2 separate regions of the Homo sapiens genome follow, and region 2 is linked to region 1. Evidence: read pairs that join two places in POLR2A ChIA-PET (ENCODE). Cell type or tissue: Panc1. All regions are shown on one strand. Each heading gives the region's core, and the rest is flanking DNA. Links, peaks and the distances in the headings are about the cores only.

The links. ChIA-PET counts read pairs that join two places held together with the same protein. Peaks named below come from ENCODE experiments on the same cell type or tissue, not always from the same donor. Only the 100,000 strongest peaks of a DNase experiment are listed, where the experiment ranks them.
Region 2: POLR2A ChIA-PET joins it to region 1 with 6 read pairs; 2 of 35 experiments call an interaction of 5 or more read pairs at or near these places.

The regions. Positions count from the first base shown.
Region 1 is chr17:50,645,065-50,654,804 of GRCh38, reverse strand. The region is part of intron 1 of ABCC3 (ATP binding cassette subfamily C member 3); the gene reads right to left. Among named protein-coding and RNA genes, the nearest start is that of ABCC3, 15 kb to the right of the region's middle. In Panc1, for the core only: no CTCF peak of the experiment used is centred there; no DNase peak of the experiment used is centred there; H3K27ac peaks cover 1,909 bases.
Region 2 is chr17:50,815,525-50,822,147 of GRCh38, reverse strand. No RefSeq gene overlaps it. Among named protein-coding and RNA genes, the nearest start is that of WFIKKN2, 17 kb to the left of the region's middle. RefSeq lists enhancers at 2,799-2,858, 4,462-4,541. In Panc1, for the core only: CTCF peaks have their summits at 4,463 and 4,716 (motif pointing left); a DNase peak (open chromatin) is centred at 4,623; H3K4me3 peaks cover 553 bases; H3K27me3 peaks cover 191 bases.

The sequences.
Region 1 (9,740 bases), core at 277-4,276:
CTTCTTTAAAACTAATTTTTAATTTTATCAAAGTGATATATACACACAGTTTAAAAGACCACTTTCTCTTAAGGCCTTTCCCGGGTCAGGGATAGGGAGATTCCCTGAGCCTTAGCTGCCTCTCTTCTGAAATGGAGGTGACCATCCACCGGCCCACCTGTACCTCACTGGGTGGATTTGAGACTCACAGGAACCAAAGGATATGGAGAGTCTTTGCAAATTACACAGACTAGAGTGATCAACTCTCCTAGTATGGATGGGACTTCTCTGGTTTTAGCACTGAAAGTCTAGTGTCTTGGGAAGCTGCTTGGTCTTGGGCAAACCAGGATGGTTGGTTACTTTACTGGCTCTGACAAGACTGCCTCTTACCTTTGACTATAACTACACCTATGAACTTTTTTGGAAAGGGATGGGGGAATACATTCATTAATAAACACATGTTTTACTGAGATTGTTTCCTCCAAGGCCACTAATGTACTAATCTGTTTCTTATGTTCTTTGCAAAGCATTAGATGTTTTTTAGAGATGCACAGAAAATATCAACAACAAGAAAAACCACCCACAATCTCATCCACCTAGAGACATCTGTTACCTGAGGATATAACTATTTTCTAATTGCCAATTCAAATAATTATTATTTTTATTTTTATCAAAGTTATGCATGCTCATACATCTTTGAATTTTCTTTTTTCTGTTTCTTGGTTGATTTGGTTTGGTTTTGTCTTTCAAGCTGGAGGTGTTAAATTAGATTAAATTTGGCCTTAAGCTGCCTCCTTACATAGTGAACTGAAACCCAACTTAATATGTAAACAAACCTAACATGAGAGTTTCTTGTAACAAGTAGCTGAGTCTCAGCCAATCATTGCAACTGAGCTTTCAGCCAATCGCAGACTGCAAAGTGCTTAGACCTGTCCAGATAAAGCAAATGCCGAGTTCTAAATAGGCTATTTCTATGTGTCACTTTTTTTCTCTCTGTAAGTACTACTTGACCACATGGTTAGGTGGAGTTCTTTGAGCCTTTACTGGTTTAGGTTTTTTTTTTTTTTCTTTTGAGATGGCGTTTCACTCTTGTTGCCCAGGCTGGAGTGCAATGGTGTGATCTTGGCTCACTGCAACCTCTGCCTCCCAGGTTCAAGCCATTCTCCTGCCTCAGCCTCCTGAGTAGCTGGGATTACAGGTGTGTGCCTCCACGCCCAGCTAATTTTTTTGTATTTTTAGTAGAAATGGGGTTTCATCATATTAGCCAGGGTGGTCTTGAACTCCTGACCTCAGGTGATCTGCCTGCCTCAGCCTCCCAAAGTGCTGGGATTACAGGTGTGAGCCACCACGCCCAGCCGAGTCTTTACTAGTTTAGCATGCTGCTGAATTCATGAATTGCTTATTTTTTCAAATAAGCTCTGCTAAATTTGTCTAAAGCTTTTCCTTTTTCTTTTTCTTTTTCTTTTTTTTTTTTTTTTTTTGAGACAGTCTCGCTCTTGGCCCCCACGCTGGAGTGTAATGGCGTGATCTCGGTTCACTGCAACCACCACCTCCCAGCTTCAAGCAATTCTCCTGCCTTAGCCTCCTGAGTAGCTTGGACTACAGGCGCCCACCACCATGCCTGACTAATTTTTGTATTTTTAGTAGAGATGGGGTTTCACCATGTAGGCCAGGCTGGTCTTGAACTCCTGACCTCAGGTGATCCACCCACCTCGGCCTCCCAAAGTGCTGGGATAACAGGCGTGAGCCACCGTGCCCGGCCTAAAGCTTTTCTTTTAACAGATTGGTGTCAGAAGTGGGATCGGAAGTAGAACTCCAGTGACCCTCAGGAGCATTTAGTGACCAAGTAAGGGTACCTGACAGGGCACACTGTGCCAATTGTTCTCTTGTAGCAACTGGAGGTCATGGGTGAGTTCTATCTCAGATTCCAAGCTTCAGGAATTTGTGTTTTGTGTTCTCCAAGTTTATTTGAACAATTCTTAGACTGGGTCAAGTAGGACTGGGTCCAGGAGCAAATCAGATCTGATAATTAACTGAAATGGATCCAGTTAAAAGCCTCAGGCAGGTGCCTTTTGAAAGTGAGTTCCTCCAAATCTAAGGAGTCTGGGACTCCAGAGTCTGAGACGCCACTTTCTGGGACGGTGGCTAACTTCATGAACAACAATTATGAGGAACATGTGTATTTTTGGAAAAATGGGTTAACTTTGCTGAGGACAACTTAAGAGTTACAGTGGCCACAGTGGGAAAGTTTTGACCTAGATAAAACTGTTCACTTGCAAGGTGCATTAGAAAAGAAAGGTTCAAAAATGCCACAAAAGCAATGGGATGCATTCTTTAATTGATACACAGAGGCATCTAAAAGATTAAATGAATAAAAAATTGCCTCTTTATAATAGGTTCCTTACAGAAATCAAACAAAAAAATCTTAAAAGCTCCTTCACGAATCTTATTCAAAAGCTTTAGTCATCTGGGCAAGAAATCTTGTTCCATTGGCCAGAAGAACAATTTGGATCCAGATAGTCTTTAATAAATTCAGGAGTTTTATATTACTGTACCTGGAACATGGCTAAGATATTTAAATGAAAGCTGTAAGATCTGTTGCTGTTTATGTTTATATAAGTCTGTATGTATGATACAGGTATCATAGTTTCTTATCTCCTTTTAATGCTCCAAAATTAAATTATGAAAGAGCTCTATTTTGTTGGCTTTAAGAAAAATAAGTGCTTGTATAAATGAAGTATTCTCTCAGAAAATTAAGAACTACCTCAAATACTTTTGCAGCTCATCTGACTTGGGTAATCTTTGGCAAATAAGAATATTGTTGGTTTGACTGAAACAGACATGTTTTCATAGTTTTGGGGATTAAATATCATAAAGATGCATGATTTCCTATCTAGGTTTACTGGTAAAACAAGCTTATGTTGTCTTTATATTATAAAATTTGTCAGCAAGAAAAACAAAATGATGACTAGTTGTTTATTATCTCATCTTTATAGGCAATCCAAGCATAAGTGTTGAAAATAAGTGAGTTAAATGAATGTAAGATAAAATTCCCATGTAAAAGATGTCCTTCCTATACCAGAAGGTTTTATTATTACTTTTTTGAAATAGGGTCTCTATCGCCTACTCTGGAGTGCAAGTGGCAAGATCTCGGCTCACTGCAACCTCTGCCTCCTGGGCTCAAGCAATCCTCCCGCCTCAGCCCCGCCAAAGTATCTGGGACTACAGACACAAGCTACCACATCCAGCTAATTTTTGTATTTTTTGTAGAGATGGGGTTTCACCATGTTGCCCAGGCTGGTCTCGAAATCCTGAGGTCAAGTGTTCCACCTGCCTCAGCCTCCCAAAGTGCTAGGATTACAGGCGTGAGCCACCACGCTCAGCCACCAGAAGGTTTTAACACTCTTAGCATCAAGAATAGAAAGTTGAGGAGGAGGGAAATCTGTACAAACAACAATTTAGTTTTCAGGCCTCACAAAACAAACAAACAAAAAACCTAAAGGGATACAAATGAAATTTTGCCTCCTTTACAGTTTATTTTTACAGAGAGACTTAAAGACATTTTGGACCATTGAGAAACATGTTCTGTGCCACACTGACAAATTGTACTATGAGAAAGCTCATGCTTCTAGACATTATGGTTCATAGATTTACCAATCTACAGCTGGTGTGACACACAATTCACAAATGCTTACTTTCTAATGTCCATGGAAATTAAGGTCACTAAGGGTTAAGAATTCTTTTTTTTTTTTTTTTTTTCTGAGATGGAGTCTCGCGCTGTCACCCAGGCTGGAGTGCAGTGGCTCAATCTTGACTCACTGCAACCTCCACCTCCTGGGTTCAGGTAATTCTCCTGCCTGAGCCTCCCCAGTAGCTGGGATTACAGGTGCCCGCCACCACGCCCAGCCAATTTTTGTATTTTTAATAGAGACAGGGTTTCAGCATGTCAGCCAGGCCGGTCTTGAACTTCTGCCCTCAAGTGATCTGCCTACCTCGGACTCCAAAGTGCTGGGATTACAGGCATGAGCCACTGTACCTGGCCGGGGTTAAGAATTCTAATTAATATATGTAGCTACAATTACTAGAAACAATAAGGGGGAAAATCTATATGAAAATATACAAGGAAGGTAAGAAAAAGGAATATATGAAAAAGAAATATACAAAGGAAGCTAAGGAAAAGCTATAAGACGTGAGGATGTTTTGTTTTGATAACGGAAAAAGAGAATAAATTTTGTCCTAAAGTGAAATGACTGATTTTTCGAAAATGAGAAGAGGAAAGTATAGGACAAAAAGTGAATGGATATAAGAGTTGTAGGAGGTTTGTGGAAGATGAATCTTGTGAAAGAAATTTTATGGGTGATCAAGCTGGTTAAGATTAGGAGGTAATTATTTACAAGTTTTTTAAGAATAAAAGTTAGCGACCGGGTGCAGTGGCTCACGCCTGTAATCCCAGGACTTTGGGAGGCAGAGGCGGGTGGATCACTTGAGGTCAGGAGTTCGAGCCCAGCCTGGCCAACATGGTGAAACCCCATCTCTACTAAAAATACAAAAAATAAGCCGGGTGTGGTGGCAGGCGCCTGTAATCCCAGCTACTTGAGAGGCTGAGGCAGGAGAATCACTTGAACCCGGGAGGCGGAGGTTGCAGTAAGCAGAGATTGCACCATTGCACTCCAGCCTGGGCGATAAGAGCTAGCATTAATATCAAAATTACACTGATGCAAAACTAGAATTTGGTTCTCTCCATTAAAACAACATGGTGTTCTTAGATTATTGGTCTGATCATAATAGGAAATTGTAAAATGTTTTTCTTTCTCTTTAGGTAGTTGGCCTAGAAAACAAAGATTCTGTGTTCTACCCAGATAATTTCCTGTGCTTCATGCTGTCTTTGTTAGGTTTTTGATCACTTAAGAAAACTGAGAACTCGCTATTAAAACAGCTAAGCTTTTTCTACAACTATGTAACTTTTTGTATATGCCTCCGAAGTCATTTAATGAACGGCTATTGTTCACAGTGACCTGTGATCCTATTAAAAAAATTTATTTTATGTGTTGCCTATTTCCTTCCTTCCTTCCTTTCTCTCTCTCTCTTTCTTCCTTCCTTCCTTCCTTCTTTCTTTCCCTTCTTCCCTCCCTCCTTCCCTTCCCTCCCTCCCTTCCTTCTTTCCTTCCTTCCTTTCTCCTTTCCTCCCTTCCCCTCCCCACCCCTCATCTCTCTCCTCTCTCTCCTCTCCTCTCCTTCTTTTTTTGACAAAGTCTCACTCTGTCACCCAGGTATAAAGCTGACTCCATACATAGTGGACTGTAGCATAATTCAATATGTAAACAAACTGCAACGTAACTTGAGAGTATATTCTTACAATAAGCAGCCAAGTCTCAGCCAAATATAGCAGAATTTTCAGCCAATCACAAGCTGCCAGATCATCAGAACATGTCCACATAAGGCAAACACCTCATTGCACCATGCCCAAATAAGGCAAATACTGATCTGTCGCCAATCAAGCTGTTTCTATACATCAATTCCTTTCTCTGTCCATTAATACTGCCTGCCCATACTGCTGGGTGGTAAAACTCTGTGAACCTCTACTGGTTCAGGATGCTGGCTGATTCATGAATTGTTCTTTGCTCAGATAAACTCTGCTAAATTTAATTTGTCTAAAGTTTTTATTTTAACAGAATTTTTCCTCAAATGTGTGGTGACTTTTTTTTTTTTTTTTTGAGATGGAGTCTCCCTCTGTCGCCCAGGCTGGAGTGTGGTAGTACGATCTCAGCTCACTGCAACCTCTGCCTCTGAGGTTCAAGAAATTCTCCTGCCTCAGCCTCCCGAGTAGCTGGGATTACAGGCACGTGTCACAATGCCCAGCTAATTTTTGTATTTTTAGTAGAGGGGTTTTGCCATGTTGGCCAGGCTGGTCTCGAACTCCTGACTTCAAGTGATCCGCCTGCCTCGGCCTCCCAAAGTGCTGGGATTACAGGCGTGAGTCACTGCACCCGACCTGTGGTGATTCTTGCGGCTTGGCTGTCTCAATATTTTGGAGTAAGACACTAAAGAGTTGGCTGCTCTGTGTGTTGGGGGCAGGTGGATTTGGGACTGGATCTGGGACTCCTCAGGGCAATCTGTGAACAATGATGAGTGAGAGTACCAAGGACCAAGGACCAAGAAACAGCTACTGAAGACAGAGTACCGAGGACCAAGCTTATTGGCTGTTGGGCTTCACTGCAGAGTGATCAAGTAGGAACCTGGTCCTTTAGGGAAGACTCCCCCAACAACTGGAAGAATCTGGAGGTCTTTTCTCTGGGACCAATTTAGGAGTGAGGGCTGAGGGTTCTATCCTTCAGTATGCAGACTTTTACTTAATTCCACAGAATAAACTGCTGGTCTTCTGTGAGGTGGCTGGAATTTGCCTGGCTTTGAGAGGAGATGGATAAGTATCTTGGGTGTTTCATCTCTCCTTATGCATTCTCCTAGCAGCCGCTGCTTTCAGCCCTGCTCTTCCCCTTGCCTCCTTCAGCCCTCCAATCCCCGAGCTTTTACAGACTCCAAATGGCCTTTGGTTTCAGTTGTTCTCTGCTGTGTCAGTGATCACTCCTCAACCTGTTTCTCACTTTCCAAAAAGGTGTTAATATCTTGTCTGCTGTTGTCTCCTCTTCTCTTTGTCCTTGTAGGTTTACATTCTTTATTCCTTACTGTCACTTTGATGGAAAATCAGGAAGGACTGGAGATAAAGTCTTGTGTTCAATCCACCCTATAGAACCAGAAGTCCTTCCAACTACAATTTTTTTTTTTCTTTTGGGCAGAGTCTTGCTCTGTCTCCCAGGCTGGTGTGCAGTGGTGTGATCTCAGCTCACAGCAACCTCCGCCTCTGGGATTCAGGTGATTCTCCTGCCTCAGCCTCCCGAGTAGCTGGGATTACAGGCTTCCACCACCACGCCCGGCCAATTTTTGTATTTTTAGTACAGACGGGGTTTTGCCATGTTGACCAGGCTGGTTCTCAAACTCTTGACCTCAGGTCATCCACCCGCCTTGGCCTCCCAAAGTGCTGGGATTACAGGTGTGAGACACCATGCCCAGCCTCCAAGGGCGAATTAAATAGACCCGTTTCAGACTTTATGCAGGACCTCCCTGCAACAGTGTGGGCTTCCCCCATCTCTTGGAAACTACTCTTTCCTGGTCTCCTGGTTTCTTGGCAAGCATTCCTTGCTGTCTCCTTATCTTCCTTCCAGTTCACCCTGTGGACATGGGCCCTAGCTCCCAAGTTCAGACCTTGGTCCTTGGTGCTCTCTCTCATCATTGTTCACAGATTGTCCTGAGGAGTCCCAAATCCAGATCAACAGCTCAAATCACCTCCTGAGCCTCAGCGCCTACTTCCTGCTGCCTCTCAGATGGCGTCACCATCTGTCTGCAGCCACCTCATATTCAATACCTCTCAAAGTAAGATCCTTCACTCCCTGCCAGAACCAGCCCTTCCTTTGGCCTTGCCTGCCTCTGCCAAGGGCATCACCATTCTGCCAGCTACCCTGACACCTGTAGGGACATAGGTCCTATTGATTCTTGATGGAAGCATAGTAGCTGGACAAAGAGGTGTTTGAGACTTGGCAGGGAAAGGTTAAGCACCTTGGCCAAGGTCACACAGCTTAAAAGAACTCACACTTGGCCGGGCACAATGGCTTACACCTGTAATCCCAGCTCTTTGGGAGGCTGAGGTGGGAAGATCACGAGGTCAGGAGTTCGAGACCAGCCTGACCAACATGGTGAAATCCCGTCTCTACTAAAAATACAAAAATTAGCTGGGCGTGGTGGCAGGCACCTGTAATCCCAGCTACTCGGGAGGCTGAGGCAGGTGAACTGTTTGAACCCGGGAGGCGGAGGTTGCAGTGAGCTGAGATTGTGCCACTGCACTCCAGCCTGGTGACAGAGGGAGACTCCGTCTCAAAAAAATAAAAAATAAAAAGAAGAAGTCACACTTAAGCTGTGTGATCTTGACCCAGGTTCTTAACCTCTCCCCTCTCTGGGCCTTGGTTTCTTTAAGGGTAACATTGGGATGATAATATCTCTTACCTGGTTCCTCCCACCTGGCCCCTTGGCCAGACCCTCATCTCTTCATGAGCAATTGCCATAGACTTCTGGTCTCTTCCCTTCAGATTCCCTGGGGTCCCAGATCCTGCATGGTTTTCCCCTTCCTTTCTGGCCATGCCATCACAGTCTCTTTGCTGATTCCCCTGCCTGGTGCAAGAGGGTCCTGGAGCTCAGTCCTTTCCTCTTCTCTGCCTCCTTCCTATCTGCACTCAACCTCTTGGCAATCCCATGCAGTCTCATATGATGATATGATGTACCATCTATATGCCAATGACTTTCAAGTCTATCTCTCCAGCTCATTGCTCCCCAAATCTCCAGCTCCATATCTAACTGCTGACTTGACATCTTCACTCCATACACCCTACAATAGCCTGCATAGACCTGCACAATGTCCCTTCCCCCAACCCATGACCCTCTCCCCGCCTTTCCTGCTTCACTCCAGCCACTGGCCTCCTTGCTGTTTCTAAATGCACTTGCTGCTCCTGTCTCAGGGCCTTTGCACTTGCTCTTCTCTCTTCCTGGAACACTCCTCCCCCAGACATCCTGAAGTCTTTCTTTCTCAATGAAGCCTACCCTGACCATCCTGTTTAATACTGCCACCTGTGTCCCACCCCTGTATTCCCAATTCTCCCACCCTTCTCCGCTTTTTCTTTTCTCTATAACACCTATCACCTTTTGACATGATATATAATTTACTGATTTATTATATTTTCTCTCATCTTTTCCTTTACTTGCTGACATGTAAGCTCTTTGAAGGGAAGAACCTTTATTTTATTTATCTATGTATCCTAAGTACTTAGAATGGTGCCTAGCACATAGTAGGTGCTCAGAAAAAAGATTTGCTTAAATAAATCAAATATTTATTGAAGACCAGGGACATTGCCCAGTGCTTTGAGAGGCCAAGGCAGGAGCATCACTTGAGGCCAGGAGTTTGAGACCAGCCTGGGCAACATAGCAAGACGCTGTCTCTACAAAAATGTAAAACATTAGCCTGGTCTGGTGACAGGCACCTGTAGTCCCAGTTACATGGAGGCTAAGGCGGGAGGATCTCTTGAGCCCGGGAGTTTGTTGCTGCAGTGAGCCATGATTATGCCACTCCACTCTAGCCTGAGCAACAGAGCAAGACCTGGACTCTTAAAAAAAAAATACACACACACACATACACGTTTATTGAATAAATGAATGAAAGAATAATAGTATACCATCCCTTTAAACTTTCAGTAGCTCCCTACTGCCTAGAAGGCAAAGTTCAAACATTTTACTATGGCATTCAAAGCCCACAGCTGGCCTTGAACTATCTGGCTATGTGAACTGTTGAATAATCTATATGCTTGAGTTCTGAGTTCTCCCATCTTTTTTTTTTTTTTTTTTTTTTTTTTTTGATGGAATCTTGCTCTGTCGCCCAGGCTGGAGGGCAGTGGCACAATCTTGGCTTACTGCAACCTCTGCCTCCCGTGTTCAAGTGATTCTCGTGCCTCAGCCTTCTGAGTAGCTGGGATTACGGGCGTGCACCACCACGGCTGGTTAATTTCTTTCTTTTTTTTTTTTTTTTAAGGCCAAGTCTCGCTCTGTCACCCAGGCTGGAGTGCAGTGGTGCGACCTTGGCTCACTGCAACCTCTGCCTCCAGGGTTCAAGCGATTCTCCCACCTCAGCCTCCTGGGTAGCTGGAATTACAGGCACATGCCAC
Region 2 (6,623 bases), core at 2,624-6,623, 160 kb before region 1:
GAACAGCATTAGAGGGTAAAAGCCCTATTTCCCATTAAAAGCAAGGTCAGGTAAGGGCTTCTAGAAGAAGTGACATCAATACTGAGACCTGAAGGATAAATCATAGTTAGCTGGACAAAGAGGGGACAGTATATGCAAAGGCTGTGAGATGGGAGGTGGCACAGAGCATTGGAGGAACTGGAAGACAGCCAGGGTGGCTGGAGAGGAGGGAGTCCACACAAGTCCAAGTGGGACTCAGAGGGTAGAATCTCTCACCCATGCCTACACCACCACCAGGAAGGAGGCTTTGATTTTTGCCTTCTATTTCAGAAAGGCTTGCTTTGCACTTTGAACTCTGTTTTGGGTTGATCTTGGGAGTGGCGATTTGAGGGAAACAACAAAACAGTATGTAGCTAAGTGAAGAGGTAGACCACAGAAAATATATATTAGTCACTGCTCTAGCTTGCAGCAAGCAGACTGAAAGTCTCACAGGAGGCTGGGCGTGGTGGCTCACGCCTGTAATCCCAGCATTTTGGGAGGCCAAGGTGGGCGGATCATGAGGTCAGGAGTTTGAGACCAGCCTGGCAATATGGTGAAACCCTGTCTCTACTAATATACAAAAATTAGCCAGGTGTGGTGGCGAGCACCTGTAGTCCCAGCTACTCAGGAGGCTGAGGCAGGAGAATCGCTTGAACTTGGGAGGCAGGAGTTGCAGTGAGCCGAGATCGCGCCACTGCACTCCAGCCTGGGCGACAGAGTGAGACTCCGTCTCAAAAAAAAAAAAAAAAAAAGTCTCACGGGAAAGGTTCCTTTGTCCCCCTCAGATGGTGTGCGATGGGGGTATGGCTCGCTTCTTCAGTGCCCTGCTGCTCAAACTTCTAGGGGAACATACAGATGGGCAGGCTGTGGGGCTCTGACCCCACGGCAGTGTCAAGGGGTGAATGTTTACAGCTGAAGCTCCAGTGAGCGTGTGTTACAGGGTGCTCTTTCAGTTTTGCCATCTGTAGGCAGCTTGGGTTAGTCAGCTCAATTAGACCCACTACTTTGTCACTAGGACAGAGGGTTTTCTGTATCCCAGGGTTTCTTGCCTTGGTGTACCAGAAGAATCAGATCACACGTGGGCTTGGAGAATGAGTGCAAGGTTTTATTGAGTGGAAGTAGCTCTCAGCAGATGGGGGAGCCAGAAGGGAGATGGTTTTCCTCTGGAGTTGGGCCGCTTGGTGTCCCAGGCTCTCCTCCAACTGCCCCAGCCAAACTCTGCGTCCTTCTGCTGGTCAGTGGCCTGCTGGCATGCCGATGCCGGTGCCAGTGCGTTCCTCTTGACATCCAGCCGCCTGTGTGTCCCACCGCCAATATACTCCTCTAGATGTCCAGCCGCTTCTGTCTCTGCCCTGCTAGGGTCTCGGGTTTTTATAGGCACAGGATGGGGGTGTGGCAGGACAGGGTGGTCTTGGGAAATGCAACATTTGGGTGCAAAAGCAGGAGTGCCTGTCCTAACCTAGGTCCACGAGGGTGGAGCCCTCGCCAGGGAGCACAACCTTCCTCTACCCAACATTTCCCTTGCGCTGTTCCGTATCATTTAAAGGGACCACGCTCTTCCCTTCCCAGCGTTTCCATATCAAAAGCAGAAGAACCCATGACTGTCCGCATTTGGGCCAAGTGAGCATGAAATAGTTGAGGGATAGAAAGCTACTGCACATTTCATGGTGGAATGATTGGGGGCACTGCTGGGTACAGAGGATGGGCAGAAAATGGGCCAGGCTCATTCATCGGGAGCCACCAGGAGGACTTTCTGCCAGTGAGGAGCCGGGGGGAAGGCGCTTCTCTCCCTAAGTCCAGCAGTCAGACACCATGGTAGATGGCAGGAGAGGTGCTTCCCAAAGTTTGGAGAGGCTCTGTTCCTAACTCTGAGTCAGCAGAAGGAAAACAGGAGGGAATTGGAGGATAAAGAGGGGGCCCATGCAAGGGAGCCAGCCCCTTTGTGCCTGCAGGGCACAGGGCAGGTACAACCTGCCCACTGTGGCCTCAGGTACATGAGGATCAGAAAGGCAAAGACCCCACCACTGAGGGTAGAAGGTGTTAGGGTGCTGGAGTGAGGGCTCAATGCCCGAGTATCCCCTTCCCTCTGGGGTTTCTCAGGGAGGGAGTCATCTTGGTGCCTGAGCCCTGCCCCCAATGCAGAGACCCTTAGTATAGTAGACCCTGATGAACCCTGGGGCTTAGGCTTAGGCCAGGCTTCAACCTTCCAGCTTCCTTCCCCAAGGGTCCTGCCACAGGTGGAGAAGATGGGCCAGAAAGAAAGGGTGGCCAGCCCCTACACTCCCCCAGCTAACTCATCACTGGGACAGTGCCTCCAGGTCTGGCTGCCACGAGGGAGACGTGAAAGAAAGAGAGGACGTAGAGAGAGGCCTCTATCAAGGCCACGTGCCTCTGAAAATCCAGTCACCGCATTCATGAGTAAATTCTGAGTGATGGATGTTCTTGACCCCCACCAAGTAAAATGAGCCACCCTGCCCCCACCACACCCTCTCCACCTTCCACCCTGTTACAACTGAGGAGGTGTCCCTCCTATTTAAGGTCAATGCTGCCAACAATGTGTTGGATCCCAACACTTCCCTTTCTTTCCACCTCCTTAGGAACTTTATACCATCAATTACGCCTTCTGTCTCCCAAATACCTGCCACCTTTATACACATTCATGTCTCTCTTATCCTCAACAGATCATTACATCATTCCTTCCACCCCGTATTCCCCCTCCATGAACAGCCCTGCCTCTTTCTACCTTCCAAGTCAGTCCGCATCCTGGCTCCATTTTCTCACCTCCCAAGTCCCTGAACTCATTCTCCTGAACTCTGTGATCCAGCCTCCCACACGTTACTTTGCTGACAAGCCTGCTGCTAAAGTCACCTGCTGCTAAAGTCACCTGCTGCTAGTGACTACCATGGCCCTAAATGACACAACCAGTCCTCGTTTTCTTGCCTTTCTGCAGCTTGTGACCTGTTGACCACATCCTCCTTCCTGACCACTCTCCCCCTACATCTGTGTTGTGACCTTTTTTCTCCTGGCTTTCTACCCACTTCCCTGGTAGCTTCTTCTTCATCTCCTTTACAGAAGCTTCCCCTTCCACCCAGACATTGCACCCTAGCCCCAAACAGTTAATATATCAGTTGCCAGAGTGGTTGCCATGTGTGGTAGATTTAAGAAGCTCCTAGGTGGCCAGGCGTGTAGTGACTCATGCCTGTAATCCCAGCACTTTGGGAGGCCAAGGTGGGTGGATCACTTGAGGTCAGGAGTTCGAGACCAGCCTGGCCAACATGGTGAAATGCCATCTCCACTAAAAATAACAAAAATTAGCCAGGTGTGGTGGCACATGACTGTAATCCCAGCTACTCGGGAGGCTGAGGCAGGAGAATCGCTTGAACCCAAGAGGCAGAGGTTACAGTGAGCCGAGATCATGCCACTGTACTCCAGCCTGGGCGACAGAACAAGACTCCGTCTCAAAAAAAATAATAAAAATAAAAATAAAAAATTAAAAAAAAACTCCCAGGTGATTTTTACTTGCAGCCAGGGTTTCGAGCCACTGCCTTCAAAGTTGTATCTGCAGCTCCTGGAACACCGAAAGACAACTCTGTTCCCCAGAAGGCATCCACCCAGATCCAGTGATTCCTTCTCCATTTGCATATGAGCCATTCCGGAGACTGACACAGAAGTTATGCAGGGCCTTCCCCTATCCGTAAATAATCTGAATACATCTTTCCATAGTGGACTAATTAGGGAAGTAGTTCTCTTTGAGACCTTAGTCATATATCTAGAAACAAACTTATATTTTTATCTCTTGAATCATGAATTTTAAAGAAAATCTAGAATGCTAAAATGCCTATGCCCAAATTATGATGTTTTGGTTCAGTTCTCTGCTTCCCTCCGCCCCCCACCAGAATTGTCACTGCTCTCTGCTTTCTGACTTCCTGTCCCCGGGGAATTTTCCTGCTCATCCTGCTAGTCTCCACTGAGAAATCACCTCTTCCTGGTGATTCCCCAAATTCGAGCCAGGTAAGCCAGGCATCCACTTCTGTGATCCCACCCTGAGCTGATCGTAGCGTTTTGCTTTTCCTAGCATTCATCACATTGGAATGTATTGACACGCCTCCCCAGCCAGACCTCAAGGCAGGAACCGTGTCTTATTCACCAAGGTATATCTGGTGCCTGGCATAGGGCGTTCTATAAAGTTCTATTGAACTAATGAATGAATGAATATTTTTCAGGTGTAAACATAGAATAAGCCATTTCTCTGTGGTTGGTTCACCTGAATGGATTGATTAAAAGGAGAGATGAGCCCGCAAGCAAGACGGTGCAGCGTAGAAGGCAGAAGCCTGATGTCTGCAGATCGTGAACTTGAAGGAGGGCCGTGTGGAGTCCCAAGCCTGGGCATGAGAATCACCTGGAGGCCTCATGGACTCTGTCCTGGTCCCACTGGGATCATGTCCAGGAATTTGCCTTTTCACACGCTCCCTGGGTGGTTATGAGGCGGCCAGTACAGCACTAGCTGCATCCCAAAATTGGGGAGCCGTCCAGACTCCCCAAGGGCAAGTAATCCTCACTCAAATATGTGTGAAGTAAACCGAGGAAGAAGACACCGCAGCAAGGTGGAAATTCACAAGCAGCCCAAGTAGGAGAAATTCACAAGCAGCCCTGGTAGGAGAAAGGCCCCTGGAACCCGACTTGTCTCAGCGCCCCCTGCTGGGGGGAGCCCCGCGTGGGCTCAACCCGTGTTGCTGACCGCGGCACCGTGGGGCACGGAGCCCTCACCCTCCCCTGACCGAGGAGGGGACCTCCTGTCTCCGCGGGGAGGTTTGAAGAAGCTGCCTGAGGCATAAAGAATGTGGGGCTGTAGGGCAGAAAGCTCGGACGCTGGATAATCTCACCCGTAATGACCCCGTGGCTGTCAGCCCTACAGCACTCACCTCAAGCCTTCACCACGGTGTGGGAAACCACAGATGGGGTTGACAGATGATTCAGGGGCTGCAGCACCCCCAGCCACACCCCAAGGAGCTGGCATCGTTGTGCTCCTGGTTGAATTTTTCCAGCCCCCGGCATATACCTGCCCTGCCATGGAGCCTCCACTCCCTTCCACTTCCTTCAAGAACAAATATAGAAATGTGGTCCATCCACACAATGGAATATTACTCAGCCTTATAAAAGAAGGAAGTTCTGATACACACTACAACGTGATGAGCCTTGAAGACATTATGCCACGTGAAAGAAGCCAGACACAGAAGCCCACATATTGATTCCATTTATGTGAAATGTCCAGAACAGGCAAATAGGTAGAGACAGAAAGCAGGTTAATCGTTGCCAGGCTGAGGGAAGCAGGGAATTGGGTAGGGAGGCCTGCTGATAGGTCACAAGTTTCCTTTTGGGATGGTGAAGATATTCTAGAACTAAATCATGGTGATGGCCACACAATGTTGTGAATGGACTAAATGCCACTGAACTGTACAACTTAAAATTACCACTTCAGGTAAATTTTACATTACATGCATTTGACTGCAATTAAAAGAACAGATATGATTGCTCAGGCTTAGATGGTCCCCTGGCTCTAAGAGGACGCCCAGGGCTTGGGCACCAATGGCCACCCAAAGGCAACTGTATAGAAGTTTAGCCCAGGGGCAGTCAGTTCCCCAAACCAGGTCAGCGGCCATAGCCCTCAGAAACAGGAAGTACCACTGTCCCTCCCAGCCATTGACCATCAACAAACCACGTTGAACACCCATTCCGTGCTGCTCCAGAGACAAGGAAGAAGCGGGGAGGAACAGGTGTGGAAAGGGGAGGAGTGAAGATTCTATTTGGACAAAGCTAAATTCAAGATGTGAATTTTTGACTGAGCACAGTGGCTCATGCCTATAATCCCAGCAGTTTGGGAGGCTGAGGAGGGCAGATCACCAGAGGTCAGAAGTTGAAGACCAGCCTGGCCAACATGGCCTATCTCTACTAAATATACAAAATTAGCCAGGTGTGGTGATGAGCACCTGTAATCCCAGCTACTCGGAGGCTGAGGCAGAAGAATTGCTTGAAGCCAGGAGGCAGAGTTTGCAGTGAGCTGAGATTGCACCATTGCACTCTAGCCTGGGCAACAAGAGTGAAACTCCATCTCAAAAAAAAAAAAAGATACTAATTTTTTATTTATTTATTTTTGAGATAGGCTGCTCACTGCAGCCTCAGGTGAGACTCCGTCTCTACAAAAATATTTAAATATTAGCCAGGCCTGGTGGTGTGCACCTGCTACTTGGGAGGCTAAGGTGGGAGAATCACTTGAACCCAAGAGGTTGAGCTGTGACCACGCCACTGCACTCCAGCCTGGGTGACAGAGCAAGACCCTGCCTCAAAACAAAAGAAAGATATTTACAGCCATGGCCTTGGCACTGTCACCAGGTGGGTGAAGAAAAGGACCTGTCCCAAGGCCCAGGATACTGCTACATTTAGAGGTCTAGAGAAGGAGGAAACAAGCAAAGAAGAGGAAATCCAGCAGCCGGTGAATAGGAGGAAAGCCAGGAGATGGTGGAATCACAGAAGGCAAGGAGACAAAGCACTTAGAGAAGGAGGAAGTGGCCATGCTTTGGTTAACGCTGCTAGGAAGTGGATAGAGG